Regions from separate parts of the Mus musculus genome. Here region 1 is linked to region 2. Evidence: chromatin loops called from intact Hi-C (ENCODE). Cell type or tissue: left cerebral cortex. All regions are shown on one strand.

Region 1 (8,000 bases), 510 kb before region 2:
TTTTAATTATATACAGGCAGGCTGTATCTTCACTAACTAAGAAACACATTTATAAATATGTCTCACAGTATGCTTTGTCAGTCTTTGCTATTTTGGCCTAGGTGTGCTATTTTCTTTGCAGTAAATACAAGATGTTATTATGACAAGTAGAGCTCTTCTCCAACTTGTCCTGTGCTCATCTGGAGTCTGTGATATGACCTTTATCCGGGATCCAGTTTGTGTGGTCGCATTTGGTGCTTGCATTTCTTATAGACAGGATAAATTGAAAGTTTTGTGGATGGGTTGTTGTCTCTATCACTCCACTGGGGTTCCTGCCTGGCAACAGGAGGTGGCCTATTCAGGTTCCATATCCCCAATGTAGTGAGTCACAGCTAAGGTCACCCCAATTGATTCTTGGGCACCTCTCCTATCCCAAGTCTCTGTCTCATCCTGGAAGTGCCCCCTACCTCCTCACCCCCATCAGTTGCAGATTTCCATTCATTTTCATGACCATCTGGCCATCTCTCCTGTCCTCCCCTACATCTGATCCTGAATCCCACTTTCCCCTCCCTATCCCTCTCTCTCCCAGTTTCCTCTCTCCATCTGCCTCTTATGATTATTTTATTCTCCCTTCTATGTGAGATTCAAGCTTCCTCTCTCAGGCCTTCCTACTTGTTTAGCTTCTTTGGGTTTGTGGAGTGTAACATGGTACCTGTAGTTTATGGCTGATATTCACTTATACATACCATGCATGCTTTTGGGTCTGGGTTACCCACTCAGGATGATATTCTCAAGTTCCATCCATTTGCCTGCAAAATACCTGATGTCTTTGTTTTTGTTTTTGTTTTTTTAATAGCTGAATAGTATTCCACTGTGTGGTTGGACCACATTTTATTTATCTATTTTTAGTTGAAGGACATCTAGGTTATTTCCAGTTTCTGACTATATCACTCCTGGGCATTTACCCAAAAGATGCTCCAACATTCGACAAAGACATTTACTGTGTTTATAGCAGCTTTATTCGTAATACCCAGAAACTGGAAACAACCTAGATGTGATGTTTGCATAAACTCAACCCAGGGAGTGGCACTGCTAGAAGGTGTGGCACTGTTGGGGCGGGGTGGCTTTGTTGGAGTAGGTGTGTCACTGTAGGTGTGGGCTTAAGACCCTCATCCTCGCTGCCTGGAAGTCAGTCTTCCACTAGAAGCCTTTAGATGAAGATGTAGAACTCTGAGCTCTGCTTGCACCATGCCTGCCTGGATGCTGCCATGCTCCCGCCTTGATGATAATGGACTGAACCTCTGAACCTGTAAGCCAGCCCCAGTTAAATGTTGTCTTTATAAGAGATGCTTTAGTCATGGTGTCTGTTCACAGCAATAAAGCCCTAACTATGACACTAGATTTCTGTCAATTGGAGAATGAATAAAGAAAATATGATACAATGAATAATGAAATTTGTGTACAGTGGAATACTATTCAGCTATTAAAAGCTAAGACACCATGAATTTCACACTTGTATACCTCTTATAAGTATAAATTTTAATTAATTCTGTGCTTTCATGCAATTTTTGTGTGTGTCTTCAATGTAGAAAACACACAAAATACATGAATTTAGCAGTATTTTGGGGGGAAATATTTTAGATAATTTAAAATATTTTTGAAATTCCTTTTGCTATTTAGAAAACATTTCTTGCCACCCTCTGCAAGTGATAAACATTCTAAGTAAATTTATTTGATTTTATTTCCCCAAACCTAATGTCTTACAAAGTAGAGCAGACTTTGATGAAACTGTAAGATAAGCCAGATCCCTGATTTTCAGCTGTGAAGACTCAAATTCCTTGTCTCAGTTCTGTGGCTGTGATAAATTACCTAGGCAAAAGCAGATGAAGGGAGAATCTGTTTTGGTGCACACATTTAGGGATAGTCCACTATGATGGGGAAGCCCTGGTAGCAAGAGCTTGAAGCAACTGGTCACTTTGAATCTACAGTCTGGAAGCAGGAAACATTGCTGCTGCTCACCTTAACTTTCATTTGTTTGTGCAATATTGAGCCCCCATCAAAGGTGTGGTTTTTGTCTTCCCACCTAAATTAATCCAGCAAGATAAACTCTCTTTTGCATGCCCAGAGGCTAATCTAGTGTAAGCAATCCAGACATGTCTGCAGGCTTACACTCCTAACTGGTGATAGAGTCTGCTTTTAAACAGTGGAGACTTTAAGATACATATATCTAAGTATTGTGTGTTGTTGGCACACATGCAGGGCACACTGCTTGTGGAGGTAAAGGATGATAGAAGGGAGAGAGTTGATTCTCTCCTTCTGTTATGTGGGTCCCAGGATTAAACTCATGTTGTCACACTTGGCTGAGTCTTTACCTGCTCAGTCATTTCTCTATCCCTTATAACTAATGTTAGTTTTCATGTTTTTTTTTTAGCTTTTAAAATTAAATTTAATTCTTTTTACTTATTCACTTTACATTACAGTCTTTTTTATAAAATATTTTACAACTCTTTACTATTTTTACAACTTTATTAGCAAGTTTAAAAAGATAAAACGACAGAAATACTTTTACAAGTAAATAAATATTTTAAACATAAGCGATAAAAGGAAAGTGGCTTATATTAAGTGTCTGTGCCGGTAAGTCAATGATGACGTCTTGAAAATAAAACATGTAAGCCATATAGGTTGACCATCGTTCATCTGAAATCTGAAGTACTCTAGAGTCTGAAGTGTGCTCGGTGCTGATGAGACAGAACGGGGACATCTGAAGCATGACCTTATATGATGGGTCACAGTCATAGAGCCTGTGCACAGAGAATGTGGCACGCAGGTTATCTTCAGGCTATACGCACAGGTGTCCGTGAGACACAACTGTAAGGACGATCTCTAAGATCTGAGTAACACTTCTTCATGTTCATTAAATCCCAGTAATTAGTTGGTGAGCAAACTGACTTAATTAGCTACAATTTATAGGCTGGTGTTTTGCCATGTTATGGATCTAAAGGTGAGAAATTTCATGAAGTACCACGAGTCAATCATGTCCCTCAGTGGTACACAATCTTTAAAGTCAATCGGCGCTCTCCAAGAAAGGGCTTGTATTGGACACGTGAAAATGGGAGAAGATTTCGATATGAGTCCTGCATGTTAGATTAAGGAAAATTTAGGGTCTTTCCAATTATCATCAAAGATGAAATAAGAAAATGATGAATTGTCATTCCTTCTAGAGCCTGGAACATATAAAATACTAATTGAGTAGGTTAGAAATTCCAGTCATCTGGAATTAAGGATTGTATTATAATGAAAACTGCTTGGAATTCTCCTTTCTAGAATAATATCTTGTTTACAATAAGATAATTCCCTTGTGTGCTTGCTGTGACCTGGGACAGGTTAGTGCATATAGAGAGATTTTATACAATACAGTCCCAGCTGTTGCGACGGTGTAGCCTTCTGCAGTTTTTCAGAACAGCCTCTAGAGGTCAGGATTGAGGCACTGTGCATAGCTTAGCCTCCCCTCTCACTACCTAGCCAGTTATAATGGGATCAGCGCTGAGACTTAGTTCTCCATATGGTGACATTCATACGCTGTAAGGATTGTTCCCCCCATAAGATTTAATTATAACAATCTAATATGCAATAATAATTCGCTGCTATTAGACATTTAAAATATATATGATTTATATATGTAGTCCGCATTGATTCCTTCTAAAATGAAGAAATCGAGGCTCTAACGCCGTTTAAGCATTTACTTAGACTTTGATATATACAAGCATTTATAAAATAACATTCTGGAAGATTTAAAGTACTTCAGCTATAAAATAATACAAGTATTTCAAGTTTTCTGAAAGCTCCTAAAATTCAGGGTAGCAATCATTCTCTTAATTCAAAAGCATTTGAAAACTCTCCAAATAATATTGAAATCACTTGGAACAAGACAGACTAATTTGCCATTATTACCGCATTTCAGAGAGTTATCAGCTCCATTTCAGAGGATGAAGGCAGCCAAAGACCTTCCCACACTTTCTCCCGAGCATGTCCAGGGACTGTGGTGGCTCTCACCACCGGGGAACCCAGAAGGCTCATCCCCAAAGCTCCACACACATTTCTGGAGCCGAATGACTTCCTGTTTGTGGTTATTTTCTTCTTTATTCCTCTTTTATTTATTTATTTTCAACAATGCTTTCAGATATGGATGAAAGGTGATCAAAATGTCTTTTAACATCGATGTGAGTTTCAAATACAATACTCTCTTTAGTGACACATCTTGAGCTGCTTCCAAACAGTGTTATTAAGAAAGACTCTCCCCTTCTCTTCTACCTCTGCATGTGTGCCCTTTCTCTTTCTCCCTTCTCTACCCCACACCCCCTTTCCCCATGCTCACTTCCCTAACCTTGGTCCTTGGGGCCAGTAAACTCTTTCTGGCCTGAGAGCAGCTTCCCAATACAATAAACCTGCTAATAATAATAATAATATTAATAATAATATCCCCTTATAATTCCGACTATGCCCAGACATTTCCTATTCTTGCGAGTCCCTTCCTCCATTCTTTTTTTTTTTTTTTCTCGATTCTGTTCTTTACAGAAGAACCCATTCCTTAGGAATGAGCTCCACTATCATCCTCTCCACAAAGTTCCCAAAGCAGTCCTTGTTGGATTCTCCCATGGGTCCTTTGTCTATTACGTTGACATTCACTCAGTTCTCCTGTGTTCCTAAAATTTACAATTACAACCACTGAGGAAGAAGAGGATATTCAAAACATTTCCAAACTTAAAGGCCACAGCTACCAATCAATCGGATGAAGCAGCTTCGACAGACAATTCTGTCCTAAAGAGGCAAGAAAGAGTAGCTTGCACCTAGCCAGGGGTTCTTACAAGAAGGTCTCCCATGCTGCTGACAATGCATTGTTAACATATGGAGATGCTAAGGTGGCGCGTAGTTAACCAGTAAGGAAATTACTCCTTAACTCCTACTGACTTCAATACATTTGACACCAATTTGACTCAGACATTAGTTTACCCTAGTACAAACACACATACAAAAAAAGGGTTGTACTTTAAAGTTTTACGGTTACCCATCACAGAACGTGTGCACTGAGTCGTCCCAGCAAACAACTTGCCCTCTGCTTGTTCTCCCATGCTCTACTTTATTTTTGATGAATGGAGTGGGCTAATTAAATCTTATTTGTAGAAGGAAAGGGTAAGAAACGAACCCATTTCCCAAATAAAATTACAATCTTTAGTGCCGTTTAAATGATAACCTATATTTCGTTTATTCTAAAGGTATCAAAAGGCACTTTGGAAGACTGTTATCAACTCCATTTGCACACGCACAGAAGCCATTTTTCACCAAATATTTACCTGGTATGGAGAAGATTCTTTGAGTAAGATATTAAAACGAAGAAATGCTTGTTCAAATTTTGCCACAAGATAGCGATTCTCCAGAAGCCTTTTTTAAACAAACAACAAACAAAACAAAACAAAAACAAATAACTTAAAAATAAATCTCTAAGGGTAAAGAAAGGGTCCTTGTTAGCTTGTTTCTCAGCTCTTTCTTGTGGGAGATTTTATTTTTTTAGTCTTGTCAATTGGGATGGCTTAGTGCATTTCCACATTTTTTCCAGCTGTTGGAATTTGTTGCTCAACAGCGTAGACAGTGTTGTGATGTCTTTCCCTCTACCCCTAACAGCTAGATGCATGACCCGCAAACAGCAGGGAAACTCAATATATTGACTTCTTAGAAAGACTGGGGACAATGCTGACAATTTGACGACAACAGCAGCTAATTTAAGGTCAATTATGCTTACTTAAGTCCATTATTTAAATGTGGTTAAAGTGCTTCGAAGGGATGGAATCATGAGTATGAACGGAAGGAGCGTCATGCCTTTGTAAACATTATTGTAGGAAGGAAGGCGGGCCTATAGAAAGCCCTGGACAGACAGTTGCATAGTTCTAGATTACTCCTAGGAGACAGAGTGATAGAAGCTGCTGGATTAATTTGCATTTGGGCAGAGGAGTCCTTCCCTGAGGACTGCTAACCTGGCTTAGCATGTACTGCAACTATAAATGCTTCAGGGCGGAAGGGTGCTTTTACATCAGACAGCTGTGTCTCCAGACAGCTGTGTCTCCCCGCTGATTAATGCTAGCGAGCTCCCGGAAGTAGCGGAAGTAGCGCGGGCAGCCAACTGACTCAAATGAGGTCGGGGCTCAACAGGAACCAGTGCTCTCAACAGCACTTTTCCATCTCATTTCCATTTGCTAGCTGTAAACACCGCCTCCCCAGCCTAGAGTTCTTTGACCTCCTCCGGCCTGACTCTAGAATTGTGAATCAAAGCTAAGACCTTTAACCTCAAGTTGTTCTCATTTTGTTTTTCCGACCAAGGCAGACCCTGAAGCCTCTGACAAAGCCTTTTCTCCTGAGAAATGTTAAGCAATTGGCTTAGCTAACCATTAAAATATCATGTGGCTTCAAATTCCTTAATTTTTTAAAAGATGACTGGCCATAGGTTTTCGGAGTTATGTGTAAAGGGGTTACAGATTAAGCGCGTTCTGTCTCCCCAGGAGGAATCTGGCTTTGTGCCCCAGATATAATCCCTGTTTGTGCTGTGGAAGCTGACATCTCTTCATTTTACAGAATCCTTGTTATTGCAGACACAGGGGTTGTGGGAGGTGCTCTCTGCCTTACTGGTTGACTGTTGTTCATTTTCCTCTCTAGAATGCTGCCTTTGAGTCAAGTTAAGTGGACCACAAATTTACTCTCTTAAAACATTCATGTAAACATGTGAGCTATTTATCCTTTCTAACATGAATCTAGGACAGTATAAATTAATTCTAAATATGTAGGTGGAAGAGATGGAAGTCAACATGTTTTATTTTGAAAGTTAAAATGCTGAAGTAACTGGGAAATGGCTAGAAGTCAGAGGAGGGAAGGCAAGGGGGAGGGAGAACTAAGGTTGAGAAGGAGGGGAGAGGGGAGAGAGGGAGGGAAAGAGGGAGGGACATAGGATGGAAAGGAGGAGAGAGGGGAGGAGAGAGGGAGGGAAGGAAGGAGAAAGGAAGATAGAGAAAGACAGAGGGGGAGAGAGAGACAGAGAGGGAGAGAGAGACAGAAAGGGAGAGAGAGAGAGAGAGAGAGATGGCGGGGGTGGGAGGAGATAAGGAGAGGGAGAGCATTTTGGATTCTGATCACCAAATCTTTTCTTTTACACATTCAAAAAGTCGTATGTTTTTCAGTTTGTCCAAGTATTAAAGATTTTACATTTTAAAATGGTTAATTTCTAACAACAATGGCCAAGAAGCCAATTAGAAGCCCATGTTAACAGGCAAGCAAATAATGTATAGTATAGTAAATTATTTTTACAAAGACAGATCAATGTTGGAAGGCCACTTGATGAATCAAAACTGGAGACTCGGGTTTTAAAGACAATGATACAGATCTGAGTTCACAGGTCACCTGCTATATAACGCTTGGCTTCCTAAGTCTCGGAGTGAATAGTACAGAAAAGGAGCCTGCTTATTATTAAGGAGAAACACTCCCAGGCTGGAAATGGAGACAGGTTTGTGATCAGAGCCTGGAGCCCATACTATTTTGATCCACTTTGATATGAACCACTTAGTGCTGTTTCCACTTAGATAGCACCACCTCTGCCCATTTGTATATGGCAAGGACTTTGCTTGCACATGCTCAGTTCCCCCAAAGGAGCCTAGGTAGGGGAGCTGTTTATAACCTTTCTGCCTACTAGCTGTTTTTCATGTATTAACCTTGGTGACTCTTTCCAAGGTCTAGTCCCCAGTAACAAAAAAATGTCTTCTTTAGCTGTTGGATCCAATAATCAAAAGGTTGAATCCCAAGACCTCTGGTAACAAACAGATAATTGCATTGATTTACAGTTTCATGGCTGTTTTCTCTGTGTCTTAGAGGAGTGAATCACTGGAGTGGCCCTACACTCTCTTAGTCCTTTCTTTGTTTCTCTGTGCTTCCCGGGCCGCCGCAGGTGAGCAGCTCTGATAGCTACATGCTTTTTGCCTTCA
Region 2 (8,000 bases):
GTTGTTCCACCTATAGGGTTGCAGACCCCTTCAGCTCCTTGGGTACTTTCTCTAGCTCCTCCATTGGGGGCCGTGTGATCCATCCAATAGCTGACTGTGAGCATCCACTTCTGTGTTTGCTAGGCCCCGGCATAGTCTCACAAGAGACAGCTATATCTGGGTCCTTTTAGCAAAATCTTGCTAGTGTACTCAAAATCTAACCGAAGAGAAGAAAAAGTATTAAGATTGAAATAAATCTTTCACGGGGATTATAGCGTTATAAGTAGTCATCTCAAACTTTCAAAAATATTGATAATTTTTATTTTATGTTTGTAAGTGTGTGCTCTTTACTAGTTGGGTTGTACTTTGGCAGTTTTCTTATAAATATTACAAAACAGATGATCTCCTATTCAACATGAAAAATATCACTTTTGCTGCAAAGTAATTTTAACTCCAGTTACATGAAATAACATAATAAAACATCCGCTTCCAAATTGCTTAAGAATATTTTGGTAATTTTTCTCTATCACCACAGATAACATAATTATTTTGTTCTGTTCTCTTGTTTTATATGTATGTTCTTAGACGCTAAATTTATTGTCTTCAGAATAGTAGGTTTCATTTATGACTGAAAGAGTTAAGACTTTCCGTTTATGTCAAAAGCACCCATCAGTTCAACACAGAACTGCCCACATACAGGTACTCAGATCACACACCTGTTTAAATACCATTGCCAAAACACATTTTATGTTTCATTACTGTTCATCCATCTTTCCTTAGCATTCGAGGTGTTTCATTAAAAAGCTGTATAACTTCAATTTGTTTTTATGCCCACCTTTACCAAAGTAAAAATAAATCACTGAATAACCTCGAGTATATGGCATGTGTGAAGTGGTCCAAACCAATCATAGTTTTATGTTGTGCATCCTATAATCAATTATTCAGAGCATCAAATAGCGTAACAGTGACCTGAAAAGGTAATATGTTAAAGGGAATATGGCAAGAACTCAATTACAAGTTACAAATAGAAAATTTTAATTAAAATTATTAGCATAAAACTAACTAATAGTGAATCGATATTAGTTTTGGGTACCTTGTCTTCAAACTATCCCTTAAGTAGAGAACAGCCAAGAAGGCTCACATCTTCAGCCCTCAATTCATCCTGAACTCAGTCCTGCTGGAACTTATCATTCACACTTGCAACTTCAGCTACCATGCATGTGCTGGTGATTTCCCTAGCTGGACTTAAGAGTTTACATTTGTAACTGTGTCTATGATCTTTCTGGTATGTAACCAAAGTGTTGATTGTTCTCCAGTTTCCCTCAGTATCTCCTACGGATGTTACTCTTTTCTGGGATGAGTACTCTGTTCTTGGTTCTCCTTTTCCTGAGTTAAGTTAAGTTAACTCCTAGGTAGTCCATCGATTTCTCCATGGCCTTCTTTTGCAAGTTCAATTAGTGTATATTCCTTGTCCATACCAATGGTTCTCATCATGATATTATCTTACATATATGTCATAAGCTTTTATGTAACTCACTTCCCCTTACTTTATCTGCCTCATTATTTCCCTCACACCGGCTCTGTTTCTTTTCTCACATAGTTTTCAAGTAATTTTTGCTAGCACAGCCTCAAATCTACACACTAGAGAAAACATGTGTTATTTGTTTTTTGGGGGTGTGTGTCTGGGGGGGGTGTCTTATCTTATTTTACTTAATGTGATGATCAGTTTCCCTTCTCTCAGAAGCTTCCTTCCTCCTCTATGGGATTTGAGCACTCATCTCTCCCAGACTTTTTTAGTAATCTTCTCTTGGTGGCCTGTTTCTAATTTTAGTATTGCTAGATTACTTGAGATTGATTCTTTTTTAAAAAAATAAAAATAACATATTTATGCATTTATTCATGCAGACAAGGTTTCATGTAGCCCATGTTGGTTGGTGTCAAACTCCCTATGTACCCAAGTGTGATCTTGAAGTTGTGTGCCTCCATTTGAGTGCTGGAATTACAGTCATGTACTAGTATGTCTGACTTAATACTCTCCTAGAGATCAAACCCCAGTCTTTATATATGTTAGGCAAATACTTTGTCACTGAAGCCCTTGCATGGCTTGGTTCTTGGAGATGTGACAAGGGGTGAGAGTGAAGAAAAGACAAACACAGAGACTCGGAGAAATCCTTGGTTCTAACTTACAGGCTCTCTGATGGGAGAAGCTGTGGTTCCCCGGAAGCTCAGTGTGTGTATTGCATCCCAGTGAATGGGATACAGCTGAACAGGGAGGCAGGGTTTATAGTATACAGAAAGATTAGCATGGAGGCAAAGCCAGTCTGTAGGAAAGCACTCTTCAGGCTATAAACATCCTGGGATGGGTGGAAAAGCTTCAGTGGATATTATTTTTGTACATGATATCAGCCTCCGAATATGGAAGACTTGGCCACTGCTCTAACATCTCCCAGGGAGGGTTTTGCCATTAGAGACATTAGTCTTTAACATGACTGTGCCCACATTAACACCACATGGTCACCCAGGTATTCACCATGCAGGGACTTCCTCTGCTCTCCCTCTTTCTTATTTCTTAGATGTCTAGAATGGAGCCGGCATAGTCCAGGGGCAGTGTGCTGTAATGCTCAACACCAGACTGTATGGAAGAAGGAAGCTCACAACCATGCCCAGCAGAAACAAATGATTTAGCCAGTTAAGGTGACTGACATCTTGAAACTCAAGGTAGTTTGTGTAATATTAGTAGGAGGAACCAATCTAAGATGCGTTAACATAATTTGGCCTCATTCAGACCCTCAGTATTGTGGCTCCAAACACTAAGAGCCTCTGCTCACAGTCTGTTCAGATGGCCAGTCATGCAGGTTTGCCAGCTGCCCCAGAGCTCCACCATCAGGAGTTGGTTACCTGAGCTTTGTTTGTTTTTTTGTCAATTGTAATGTGATAGCAGTTACACTGAAAACAAAACAAGGCATATGCTTGCTTGCTTCAGCTACATATCTACCCATTTTAGAAACCTTATTTATTTAATTACTCAGGCAGCCCAATTCATGACCTTTCTCTGGAAAGCAGGGAATGCCTCTCAAACAGAACCCAAGAACCAGGGAAGGGACAATGTGTCCACCCTACGTCTGTGGTTTTTCAAAACAGCCATCAAAGCATCAACATAGAACTCCTTTGCTGGCTTAGCTATTTTTCTATTGCTGTGAAGAGACACCCTGACCACGGCCACTTCTAGAAGAAAGAGTTTATTAGGGGCTTACAGTTCAGAGGGTGAGTCCGTGGCCATCATGGCGGGAAACATGGCTGCCAGCAGACATGGCACTGGAGCAGTAGCTGAGAGTTTGCATCCTGATCCATAAGCAGGAGACACAGAGAGCTACGTTGGGAATCAGCCTTTGATACCTTAATGCCCATACTCAATTTCACACTGTCTCCAACAAGGCCAAGTTTCCTAATTCTTCTCAAATAGTTCCAACGGGAGACAAAATATTCAAGTTTATGGACCGATGGCGGGGGGGGGGGGGTCATTCTCATTCAAACCACCACAAAAATCTAGCACCAGATTTTACTCATCTTATAAATCTTAAGCTATAACTGCCTATCAATAGATTCTACCTGTACAATATTTTATGGACTGAAATCTGTGCCTTCATTTGTTCTTTTACTCTTTTTCCTTCCTTTCTGACTTGTTTTTGAATATTTAAATTATGCCTTTTATTTTCATCTTCTTGGAGAAAAGACTACTACATGCTTTTCTGTGGGATCTCCAAAGCTTGGGGATCTTCGAGTTCTAATAATTTTTCACAGGAAAAAAATAAGCATCAAATGGAGAGAAAGTACTCAGCTGTCACACCAAGTAATAGTAGTAGTGACTAATAAAACTGAAAGATACTCTGGAAAGAAAGTAAAGAAAGGAACGACTGATTAAACCAGCACTCTTATGCCTTTCAGAATTGTATCCCCAGCTTAATCAACACTACATTTTAATGTACTGATTTACAATCAAGAGAAATTACAACAGAAAAGACTGCTCCTAGAAATGAGAGCCCATGGGGAGTCCATCAGGGGCTGGTGCTGTAGCCTCAGGTTCCATATGTGTACTGTAGAACTGAAAATAAATAGTGGAGGTAATGCTTGTAGAGTTTAGAGCAAAATCTGGTACAAAGGGCAATCATCAGAATAGTGCCACCTAACCAGGCAGTTGTGGCGCATGCCTTTAACCCCAGCACTTGGGAGGCAGGGGCAGGCAGATTTCTGGGTTCAAGGCCAGCCTGGTCTACAGAGTGAGTTCCAGGACAGCCAGGGCTATACAGAGAAACCCTGTCTCGAAAATCTCCCTCCTCCAAAAATAAAATATAAAAAAAAATAGTGTCGTTAATAATGTCACCTATCTGCCTTAGGAGGTTACTTTGATAATCACTTTGGATAAATACTCTCACAGAGTTTTGCAAAAAGTCTTCAAATACATCAATTTTAATATATGTACACACACACACACACACACACACACACACACACACACATATATATATATTTTTTCCTTACCATTGACCATCAGCTAGTAGGCATGAAACATTTTTTATTACTAAGGGACCAAAATCAAGGATTAACTAATGGAGAAGGCTCCCTAGGAGTAAATGCCCTCTTTTTTCTCCATTGAGGGACAGCATCAGTAGATGCAGAAGGAAAGTGTTTTTGTGTATCTAACCACCAAATGGCCTGGAAAAGTTTAAACTGCGGCTTGGCCCTGGGACAGAGAAGCTCAGGGCTGGTGGGTGCTTAATTTGTCCTGTTAATTCCCTGGAGATCTGCATCCTCCTTGCTGGAATGCCACCGCACACTGTTCCATGTGTTGAATGCCTGTTTTGTGCATTTCCCCTTCTGTCTGAGCTCAGGACAGAAGTTACAGAATGGCAAAAGAAACTGCGAGGCAGTTCTAGCATCGAGAAAATCGGCGCAGATAATTCAGCCTTCAGGTGCCGCTATGAGACGCCCACTTGAGGCCAGGAAAGAGAGCGACTTTGTGTTGTGTGCCCTCGCTTGTGCCTCTGTCATAAGCTAACAATGCTGGACACCGGCCTTCTCTCGGGTGTTTGTTGAATGTCTGTCCACCCAAAACAACCTGTTTTGTTTGAGTCAGTTCTATCTCAACATAGGAAACAACTGAGCTGTGTTTGTCAGAGTTTCATTTTTCAAACGTAAAATCTAATTTGCTCGCGGGTTTGCCGGAAACAACAGGAATACCTACCAGTTTAAAAGACCCCACCCCACCCCGGACCGGACCGGCCGCTGCGCCAACTTTTCTTTTAATGCCCGTGCTGTGACGATTACAATTTGGACTTCTTGGAGAGTGTCCCACTGCAACGAAGGGAGAGAGACTTTTTTCAAGTCTCCTAGAAAGAATAATACTTCGAGGGGAAGGCAGCCGGTCCCACTTTTCAGCACTCAGGTTTCACAAATCAGGTCCCAGCACTGTCCGGAGCTCTCTCTTGGAGACTGTGTTTGTTCCCCGTCCCTATCCCGCCGCCACCCCTACAGAAAGCCTGCAGGACTACTGGGTGCATGGTGGCCCGGGGTCGTCTGTGCTCGTCTGGGCTCGGCATCACCCGCCCTCTGCAAACTGCGCGCTCCGGGGCGCCCGGCACACCCGCCGCCCGGTCCAGGCGGTGGCGGGCGCGGCGGCGCGCGCACGCGCACTTCGCGTCCCCGCGTCCGCTCCTCGACATTCCGTTCCACGTGTTGCTCGGGAGGCGCCACAGGTTCCTCACCTGCGCGGGCGGCGGGGGTCGGCGGCGGGGCTGGGCGCGCGCGCGGGCTGGACGCCCGAGGCTGGGCGCGCGGTCCCCGGGCGCCCCGAGCGCCCCCGCGCTAACTCCGCCTCTCGCCTCCCGCCGCTCCGCTCGCCCGCCCCGCGTCCTGGCCGCGGCAAACACTCGGGCGCCGAACTCGACGTGTCCGGAAAGCCCGGGCCACTTTCCCTTTCGTTCTGCGGCCGCGGCGCACCGACCTAGGTTCCCGCGGACCCGCGGGGACAGCTGCGCTCGGCGAGAAGCCCCAGGGATCGCGGGCCAAGCCCAGGCGTCCCAGCCAGCACCATGCTCGACCCGTCTTCCAGCGAGGAGGAGTCGGACGAGGGGCTGGAGGAGGAGAGCCGCGAGGTGTTGGTGGCGCCGGGCGTCTCCCAGCGAGCGCCGCCGGCCGCGGCTCGGGAAGGGCGGCGGGACGCGCCGGGACGCTCCGGTGGTGGCAGCGGCGGCGGAGCGGCCAGACCCGTGAGCCCGAGCCCCTCGGTACTCAGCGAGGGGCGAAATGAGCCCGAGCTGCAGCTGGACGAGGAGCAGGAGCGGCGCATCCGCCTGCAGCTCTACGTCTTCGTGGTGAGGTGCATCGCGTACCCATTCAACGCCAAGCAGCCCACCGACATGGCCCGGAGGCAGCAGAAGGTGAGTGGCGGCGGGACTGGGAGCCTCCCGCGGCCACTTACCCCTCTCATCCTCCCGCCCCCGGGGGCTTTCTCCTGGGAGAGTTCAGGGCACCTGCTGCCGTCCTTCTGCGAAGGGCTGGACACTATTTTAGTAGGTCTTTGAGGGGTGTCTGGGACAGGTTGGAGTGCTTAGGTCTTTAACCCCAGCCGGAGCTAACCAGAGCTGGCCTGAACTGGCAGGAGCTGGCAGCTGCACCTCACCATCCCCAAGACATGGACTGATCAGCTGATCCCACCTTGCAGGTCCTGCAGTAATTAAACCTGGGCAGATTAGGTTGGGACAGGGTTAGAATACAACTCGCAACAACTTTAATTTGGGCTGCTGTGGGGTGTATGAGCTGGGCTTTGCCCTTAAGACAGACTGAGTGTGTAGCTAGATGAAGCAGGTGGAACACGGATACTTTCCCATAACAGAGAAATCTCCACTAGGGCAAGGGACTAGACATTTTCTTGGTGAATTAAAAGCAAAGTTATATTGCTAAGTTTTCTGTGTGGCTAAACAATCAGGGCATGACATGCAAACAGCGAGGAAGCTATGCATCCAGAGAGGCTATGAGTAATTCTAGGCCATGGCAGGCTTAATGAAGTCCACTGTTAATGACAGGTGAAGGACTAGCTAATGCTTTGCTTATGGCTCCTTCCCTAAAGATTTACAGAAGTTCTGTCAGATAAAATGTCTCCCTTAGTTGTTTTAAAACGGGACCCCAGAAATCTGATATTCTGTACCATACACAAAAGGAACAACTTCAATCACCTTAATTGGGTAAATGTGTAGAATAGAAACCCTTAATAGTCAGGGAAACCCTTTAGTGGAATAAATACTGAGCCTGAAATGCTCTGAAGAAATCTGTAACAGTCCCTTCCGCTTGTGGCGCGGGTGGGGATTGCCCAGAGCATACCTACATATACAGTCCTTCATCACTGTCCTGAAATAGTAACTCCTGCATGTGAGACCTTTCTTTTAGAAATTTGGCAACCTTTTGAATTGACTTTTAAAATAAAACTGTAGACCAGAGGAAGCAGTTTCCCATCATGCATCCTACCAAAACCGTCCTATTCACGTTTGTTCGTTCAATATTTCATCTTTTTTTTAAAGTCCGACATGTAAAAAAGCTGTGCGTAGCTACTGAATGCAACATCTTGAGTTTAGGGAGAGGTGGACAACTGTGAGTTTGCCTGAGGTGAACGATACTGTATAAAAATTTCCAAGAGGATAGCTCTTAAGTGTTCTTCCCAACTTCACAAAATCAGAGCCAACTGAGCAGCTATTCTGGAACGATCATTCTCTTGAGTGGTTTGGGGACATTTCTTTACTACTGAAGGCTAATCACAGAAGCTCCTCAGGTAGCCCAGCCTTCTAGCTCATAGGACAGTGGGCAGATAGAGACCTAACTAGCTCTAGGCAGTCTCCTCTTGCTATCGGAGAGAAGTGGGTCAGGGTAGCATTTCCCAGTAAGAGCCACTTGGCATGGCTGAAGTTGCAACCCTTCAGGTGAAGGGTGAGTCTCTTGGGGTGTATGGTGAGCCTGGGATTCCACTCCTA

What was found. A loop is a pair of places that touch in the nucleus more often than their neighbours do. Peaks named below come from ENCODE experiments on the same cell type or tissue, not always from the same donor. Only the 100,000 strongest peaks of a DNase experiment are listed, where the experiment ranks them.
Region 1: it touches region 2 in a loop (2.2-fold over the local background); 4 of 42 quality-filtered maps call a loop at or near these places.

What each region holds. Positions count from the first base shown.
Region 1 is chr6:24,346,538-24,354,537 of GRCm38, reverse strand. No RefSeq gene overlaps it. Among named protein-coding and RNA genes, the nearest start is that of Iqub, 160 kb to the left of the region's middle. In left cerebral cortex, a CTCF peak has its summit at 3,443 (motif pointing right); DNase peaks (open chromatin) are centred at 3,463, 3,996, 6,189, 6,568 and 2 more places.
Region 2 is chr6:23,837,206-23,845,205 of GRCm38, reverse strand. It overlaps Cadps2 (Ca2+-dependent activator protein for secretion 2), which reads left to right and starts at 5,785. Exons shown (of 30, transcript NM_153163.4): 1 at 5,785-6,416. The coding sequence starts at 6,069. In left cerebral cortex, a CTCF peak has its summit at 4,981; DNase peaks (open chromatin) are centred at 6,379, 6,612, 7,391, 7,669 and 3 more places; H3K4me3 peaks cover 3,283 bases; H3K27ac peaks cover 1,949 bases.